Linked DNA regions of Homo sapiens: region 2 is linked to region 1. Evidence: read pairs that join two places in POLR2A ChIA-PET (ENCODE). Cell type or tissue: PC-9. All regions are shown on one strand.

Region 1 (4,000 bases):
CTGGGGCACAACACAGAGTCAAAGAGACAAACTCCTGGCACGCCTCAAGCTCCTATCCTCCTGGGGAAAACATACTAAGCAGGATAATGTATAAATAAAGGAGAGAATTTCAGGTAAAGATATAATGAAGCAGGGAAAGGGACAGTGACAAGAGTGCTATTTTTGAAAGGTCAGGAAGCTTTTTAGGGAAAAGTGTCATCTGATCAGGGACCTGGAGTGGGGAAGGGAGCTACACAGAGCTCTTAGGGGAGGGCAGCACAGGAGGTCAGCGAGAGGCAGGCCCTGGGTGGTAGTAGGAATTTCTTATGTTTCTGAAAAGGCAAAGAACATCTTAAAGAAAGCGCTCACAACGTTTGGGATGTTACGGATCTGTGTTGTTGTTTTCATGTTTATAGACTCAGTGCTGTAAATGTATCTCTGTTGCTTACATATTTTAGAATGAATTTCATTTAGGAGTCTAAGTCTACTACGAAGGCACTGCCTTATCTAAATGTCTCTAAACATACCTCCTGCCTATCACAAAGACATAGAATCTCACTCACAAGAGTCAAAGTTGTTCATTCCACCAGGAGAGATAAGGCTGGACCAAAAGCACCCCTGGGTTTAAGTCCACACTCCCCACCACCCCGGCCCCCACCCCCAAGCAGTGACAGACTGTCTTGAACTTCTCGCTGCAAGGGTCATAAAAGGGACAGAGAACAGAGCGACAGAAGATGTCTTCTGCATTCTCAACTTTTAGCCCCAGTTGTTAGAGAACTGGTATCTCCCCTACACGTCTGGCTCTGGTGGAGAAAGAATGACAGCCCCTACTTACAACGAGGAGACTGTGGCTCAGAGAAGTTAGGGGGCTGCCCAGGATCCTGGAGAAAGCCAGCTTTGACTCATAACCCTCGCGCCATTACCTGACTCCCATTAGTGGAGTCAGGAACTCCATGTTCCACTTCAGGAAATGAGCTTGTTGATTTTTCATTTACACAAAAATGAAAAATAAATACCAGATGTTTGAAAACATGTTGCAACACGTCCTGCTGGAACTTAAAAGTGCATTCTGACCAAAAAAATTAAATTAGAAAATCCACATAGCAAAAAAAAAAATGTTTTGGATGAAAATATACTTTATCTTTCTCTCACACATACTCTCTCTCTCTCTCGCACACATACCCACACACACACACACACACACACACGCGCGCGCGAAAACAATATCTCATTTCTTCTTCAGGGAGCAGCTGTGAAGGAAATCGGGGGAGGAGGATGGACACAACATCCCATCTTTGTGTTTCGATACAGACTAAGCTTTTAGGCCAACCCTCCTGACTGGATGGGGGCGGCGGGCGTGGCATGCATGAAAAGTAAACATCAGAGACCTGAAGAAGCTTATAAAATAGCTTGGGAGAGGCCAGTCACCAAGACAGGCATCTCAAATCGGCTGATTCTGCATCTGGAAACTGCCTTCATCTTGAAAGAAAAGGTATGTACTGTAGTTTTAAGCTTTTCATTTATGATAATAATGTCTAAAATAGAAACAGTCTAGACTCTCCATTGCCCCATTTCAGCTACATATAACTACCACTGATTGAGAGCTTGTGCCGGTAGCTTTAGACTTGTTCTCATTTTTCCTCAAACAAATGTACAAGGTAGGTATCATCAGAGCCATTTTTCCAGTGATAAAGCTGAGGTTCAGATACACTAGCAACATGCCTAAGATAAAACCAAACCCAGTGTGAACTCATCCCAGCGTCTTTTGCTTACCCCTCCAAACTGGACAACGAGGTGTTTCCATGCACAAACACCGTCCTAGGTGAATTCTCAGCAAGCTGTCCAACGGTGCATCGCAGTAAAATAATCTGGAAACTGGAATTAATGGTGTGACTAGAAAATGCATTTGACAATATGGCATAAAATATTGTGTTTGGGAGATACGTGTCTTGTTATATTTAATGGCTAAATGAGTCTTTGAGACCTAATGACTTATTGGAACCTATTTTATTTTATGAGGTGAAATTTCAAAATCTAGTCCTTCACGTTCTGCAGATCTTTGAGGTCAGGGGCTGTGTCCCCAGGCACTAAGAGCGCGGGCTTGTGGGAGACCTAGGCTTACATTCTAGCCTGTCCCCAGGCCTAGGCTTACACTGTGGCTTCGTAGTTTACCAGGAAGTAACCCGGGCAAATTCACCTCGTTGGTATGAAGAGAGTGTCAGCAGAGGTCGCCTCCAGAGGAGGTGCTGTGGAGACTGAGCGCATAGCACCCTTAAAATCCTGGGACCAGGGCTTCTCCACGGGTAAGCTTAATGCAAGTGGAGCAGTGATTTCCAGCTAGTGCCAGGCCCAAGGTGGATGCACTGTCACCTTAGTTGGATTGCTTTTTAATTACCTCATATTCTGTTAAAAATCATATTTCTTTTTTTTTTTTTTTGAGACGGAGTCTCACTCTGTCACCCAGGCTGGAGTGCAGTGGCGCGATCTCGGCTCACTACAGCCTCCGCCTCCCAGGTTCAAGCCATTCTTGTGCCTCAGCCTCCCAAGTAGCTGGGATTACAGGACTGCACCACCATGCCCAGCTAATTTTTGTATTTTTTGTTTGTTTGTTTTTGTTTTGTTTTTTTGAGATGGAGTTTTTGCTCTGTTGCCCAAGCTAGAGTGCAATGGTGTGATCTTGGCTTACTGCAACCTCTGCCTCCCATGTTCAAGCAATTATCCTGCATCAGCCTCCCGAGTAGCTGTGATTACAGGTACTTGCCACCACACCTGGCTAATTTTTTGTATTTTTAGTAGAGACGGGGTTTCGCCATGTTGGCCAGGCTGGTCTCAAACTCCTAACCTCAAGTGATCTGCCCACCTCGGCCTCCCAAAGTGTTGGGATTACAGGCATTAGCCATCATGCCCGGCCAAAAATAATATTTAAATTATACTTATTTTGTAAAGTATTTAAACTCCTCATAAGAACAATCTTCCTATTGATATCAGAAGAAGATGCAAAAATATATGTCGTATATAATCCATATGTTACCCAAAGTCTTAAGTACACATTAATAACATGCTCAATAAGTAATGAGTAAATTAGAATGAAAGGACATTGAAAACTATAATGGATGCTGTCCGCCCTTTCTCTCACAAGGAGTTTTTTTGTTGTTGTTGTTTGTTTGCTTGTTTTGAGACGGAGTTTTGCTCTTGTTGCCCAGGCTGGAGTGCAATGATGCAATCTCAGCTCACCACAACCTCCACCTCCCGGGTTCAAGCAATTCTCCTGCCTCAGCCTCCCGATTACAGGCATGCATGTAATTACAGGCAGCATGGGATTACAGGCATGCACCACCATGCCCAGCTAATTTTTTTATTTTTAGTAGAGATAGGGTTTCTCCATGTTGGTCAGGCTGGTCTTGAACTCCCAACCTCAGGTGCTCCACCTGCCTCGGCCTCCCATGGGATTACAGGCTTGAGCCACCGCACCTGGCATCACAAGGAGTTTTAACCACAGGAATAAAACTAATGTAACCAAGAGGCATCTTTGGAAGAGGGTCAGTCAAAGGGGTTGTTCTGAAATCCTCCTACTGAGGTAAAGAATCTGTTTCAGCTCACAAGAGAGCATTTTGTCAGAGTAAGATGTAGAACTGACTTTTGTTGCAGTGTCATGTGGTGGTGAGACTCATCAGGTCACAGAGGTGGGGGGTTATTGAAAGGCCCTATGGCGGTGCACAGAAGAAGCAGATTCGGGGTGCTGCAGACAGGAGAGGGGGAGATGGAGCTCGAGTCCCAGCTCTCTGCCCCTTCCAGGCCCCAGCTTCCCCATCTGTACACCTTGGAAGTAGAGCTAGAAAGATGACCTCTAAGGTCCTATCCAGTGTGGGGACCTTGTGGAATGTGCATAGTGTGTGGCCAGTCTTTGAGGTTTGATCCTCTGGGCCAGGCTTTCAGCTTGGGCCTACTAAGTAGAATTCAAGATCTCTTTAAAATGGATGCAAATTTGTGTGGGTTTAGGCTGCATTTCTATAAATTCATC
Region 2 (4,000 bases), 50 kb after region 1:
CAAGGATCCCCACACCCCAGGCCACGTGGCAGGTGCCTGAGCTCCACCTCCTGTCAGATCAATGGTGACATTAGATTCTCATAGGAGTGTGAACCCTATTGTGAACTGTGCATGCGCGGGCTCTAGGTCGCCCACTCCTTATGAGAGTCTAATGCCTGATGATCTGAGGTGGAACAGTTTCATCCTGAAACCTTCCCACCCGACCCCACACCACGCAAAAGTTGTCTTTCCCGAAACCGCTCACTGGTGCTAAAAAGGTTGGGGACCACTGCGTAGAGTGCCATGTGTGCTGAATCTTAAAGGTCCTCTGTGACCCCCGATCTAGAGGTTAAATTGGAGATGTTGTGTTTGAGGACGAGTAAACCACCTTGACACCTTTATAGGGTTGAACTCATAGGGTTCATAGGTGGCCAAAGAGAGACATTGTCCAGAATCAAAACAACTTTAAAAGGTACTTTACTGCCAGGCACGTGGCTTGAGCCTGCAGCCCTAGCTGCTCAGGTGGCTGACACAGTCACATCACTTAAGCCCAGGAGTTCGAGGCTGCAGTGAGCTATGATTGTGCCACTGCACTCCAGCCTGGGCGATGGAGTAATGCCCTATCTCTCTTTTTTTTTTAAAAGCAGTTCTGTATTGGCAAGGTACTTCCTTACCCTGGGGACAGAACATGGACGGAACCAGGAGGGTTCTCGTTGTCCAGACCTTCTACAACCACAAGACTGGCAGCTGGTGTTTATCTTTTCCCTTCAAGGCTCCGGGGTTAGCAGCTTTATAGTTAAGGACAGTTCTGATCATAAACCCTACTGCATTGGCACAAGACAGTAGAGTTAGCCTGTCCCTTCCTGCCTTAAATCCTGATGCTTGCTTCTCTTTTCTTATAAATAAATGTCCTTTGTGGCATTTTTTTCCCCAGAATCAGGCACTTTTATTCTCATTAAAAACCTGTACAGGCAGATCAGATGTCCTTTCTCCTTAATAATTTTTTCTTTTTCTGGACAGTCTCACTTTGCCACCCAGGCTGGATTACAGTGGCTCGATTGCAGATGGCTCACTGCAGCCTTGACCTCCTGGGCTCAGGTGATCCTCCCACTTCAGGCCACCCCCAAGTAGCTGGGACTGCAGGTGTGTGTGTGCCATCATGCCTGGCTAATTTTAAAAATTTTTTGTAGAGATAGTGTCTCACTATGGTTGCCCAAGCTGTTCTCAAACTCCTGGGCTCAAGAGATCCTCCTGCCTCAGCCTCCCAAAGTGTGGGATTACAGGTGTGAGCCATTGCACCTGGCCCTTTCTCATTAGTGATTTTCTTAATGGCCTCTGGGAACTCGTCTGCAGCCTGTTGGTTGGCAGAAGCTGCTTCTCTGTTATCTTGTAATTTTAAAGCCAAACCTCTTTCTAAAATTATCAAACCATTGTTTGCTCGCATTAAATTCTCCAACTTTAGATTCTTCACCTTCTTTTTGCTTTAAGTTATCATATAGTGACATCATTTTTTCTCAAATCATATTAGAGTCTATAGTCTTGTACAATCCTGCACTCACATAAAAGATGCATCGGCAATACAAAAGGCACTTCACAAAATATGCAAGGTTTTCATGCTGGTATCGCTACTGCAGTGACAGCTTTGTGAATTTCCTTTTATTTGATTTTATTTTTACAATGGTCTTTATGGTGGATTCATGTTTAAATGATGGGCAGCCGCAGTTGCAGAGCTCCATCTAAGGTACTCATCAAGCGTTCTACTTTTTCTTGTAATGTCACAACTTTGCTTCTTGGGAATGCTTCCAGCATCTCTAGTGGCATTTTGTATGACTCCCATGGTGTTACTCAAGGTTTACAATATTGCACTAAATAGGATAAAAAATACTCAAAAACCAAGACAGATCACTTTTTATTGCAACAGGCAATTTACTGGAGCAACAAACTACTCACACTGAAACAACTAGCATCATAGAGCTTTTTTTTTTTTTTTTCCTGAGGCAGAGTCTTACTCTGTTGCCCAGGCTGGAGTGCAGTGGCATGATCTCTGCTCACTGCAACCCCTGCCTCCCGGGTTCAAGTGATTCTTCTGCATCAGCCTCCTGAGTAGCTAGGACTACAAGCGCAAGCCACCATGCCTAATTTTTTTGTATTTTTGGTAGAGACGGGGTTTCACCATGTTGGCTAGGCTGGTCTCGAGCGCCTAACCTCAAGTGATCCACCTGCCTCAGCCTCCCAAAGTGCTGGGATTACAGACGTGCCTGGCCGCATCATAGAGCATTTTAAGCAAACTTGCAACACTTGAGGAGACTGCAGTAGCAACAAGAGATAGCTGTGAAACTGTGACATAGAATAGTATGTACTGTAGTTAATTTTATGCAGTTATGATCCAACTGCAGATCCAACACCATGTGTTGTATGTGCATGTTTTGATAAATTTTAACGTTACATTTTAACTAGGCTTGTGAATATTTTATGGTAGTAAATGATAAAGTAGACTATTCTCTATGTATAATGCACTTATGACATAACTAACTTTTAAGGTTTTTTTAAATATTTCTGGGCTATGTGGTTTATCTGAGTTTCTTCAAATTGTCACAAGCCTCCAAAAAAATTTCCAGTAGATTTGTTGAAAAAAAATCCGCATATAAGTGGACCCACACAGTTCAAACTCATAATATTCAAGGGTCAACTATAAATAGAGTCCAAGAGAAGATTTTTTTTTGGCTTCTCTATAGTAAAGGGTAACTGAAACTTGAACCTTCAGTGTCTGTCTCCCGGTTAAATTTGTTTTTTGTTTTCTGCCACAAGCTCAACTATGTGACAGGCAGAAGCCTAGGCATCTGAAGACATCGGTATTGTTAAAGCAAGCTCTGTTTACCCAGTCTAGTTCAGTCCCAGAAGAGTGTGATGAGTTCCCTTAAAAATTACACAGTCCCACTCCTGGCAGGTGACTTTTTTCAAATACTAAGGACATATTAATTTGATTATGGCCAGGTGTGGTGGCTCATACCTGTAATTCCAGTACTTTGGGAGGCTGAGGCAGGGGAATTGCTTGAGGCCAGGAGTTTGATACCAGCCTGACAACATAGCAAGACTCCACCTGTAAAAAAAAAAAAAAAAAAAGAAAAAGAAAAAGAAAAATTAGCTGGGCATGGTGGTGCGTACCTGTGGTCCCACCTAGTCAGGAGGCTGAGGCAGGAGGATCACTTGAGTCCAGGAGTTCGAGACTGCAGTGAACTATGATCATGCCACTTTACTCTAGCCTGGGGTGACAGAGACCCAGTCTCTTAAAAAAAGAGAGACATTCTGACACATGCTACAATATGAATGAACCTTGAAGACATTATGCTTAGTGAGATACGCCAGTCACAAAAGGACAAATACTTCATGATTTCGCTTCTGCGAGGTACCTAGAGTGGTCACATTTCTAGAGATAGAAGTAGAATGGTGGTTGCCAGGTCTAGGGGCTGGGGAGAGTGGGGAGTTAGTACTTAATGAGTACAGTTTCAGTTGGGGAAGATGAAAAAGTTCTGGAGATGAATGGTGGTGATGCTTGCACAATGATGTGATGTTCTTAATGCCATAGAATTGTACACTTCGTAATGGCTAGTGCTTACTTCAGGAGCACGTGCACTAAAATTGGAATGATACAGGGAAGATTAACCAAAAAACAAAAAGGTTAAAATGGTGAATTTTATGTATGTTTTACCACAATTTTAAAAAATGAAGAAAAAAAGTGCTTAGTCCGAAATGGGGACACTGTGGGTATATTAGGGTAGAAAGCAAAAGAATACGAAGTCACCTGCAAGAGTAGGCCTGTATAATTTTTAAGGTAACTCATCAAACCATTTTGAGAGTATGGAAAAGGGAATATGTTATTAAAATGTTGAGTATGTTATTCTTAAAGGGTATTTCAGGATCTGGGAAATTGAAAATACCTGCAGTAAAACCTTAACAATTTAGACCAAATGTGGAAAGCATTATTTAAATCAGTGTAACATTTACATTGATTCTTTTTAAG

Evidence for each region. Peaks named below come from ENCODE experiments on the same cell type or tissue, not always from the same donor. Only the 100,000 strongest peaks of a DNase experiment are listed, where the experiment ranks them.
Region 2: POLR2A ChIA-PET joins it to region 1 with 5 read pairs; 11 of 35 experiments call an interaction of 5 or more read pairs at or near these places.

What each region holds. Positions count from the first base shown.
Region 1 is chr3:195,581,349-195,585,348 of GRCh38, reverse strand. It overlaps APOD (apolipoprotein D), which reads left to right and starts at 1,409. Exons shown (of 5, transcript NM_001647.4): 1 at 1,409-1,471. RefSeq lists an enhancer at 1,789-1,958. In PC-9, no CTCF peak of the experiment used is centred here; a DNase peak (open chromatin) is centred at 2,188.
Region 2 is chr3:195,531,318-195,535,317 of GRCh38, reverse strand. All of the region lies in intron 1 of PPP1R2 (protein phosphatase 1 regulatory inhibitor subunit 2), which reads left to right. Among named protein-coding and RNA genes, the nearest start is that of PPP1R2, 10 kb to the left of the region's middle. In PC-9, no CTCF peak of the experiment used is centred here; no DNase peak of the experiment used is centred here.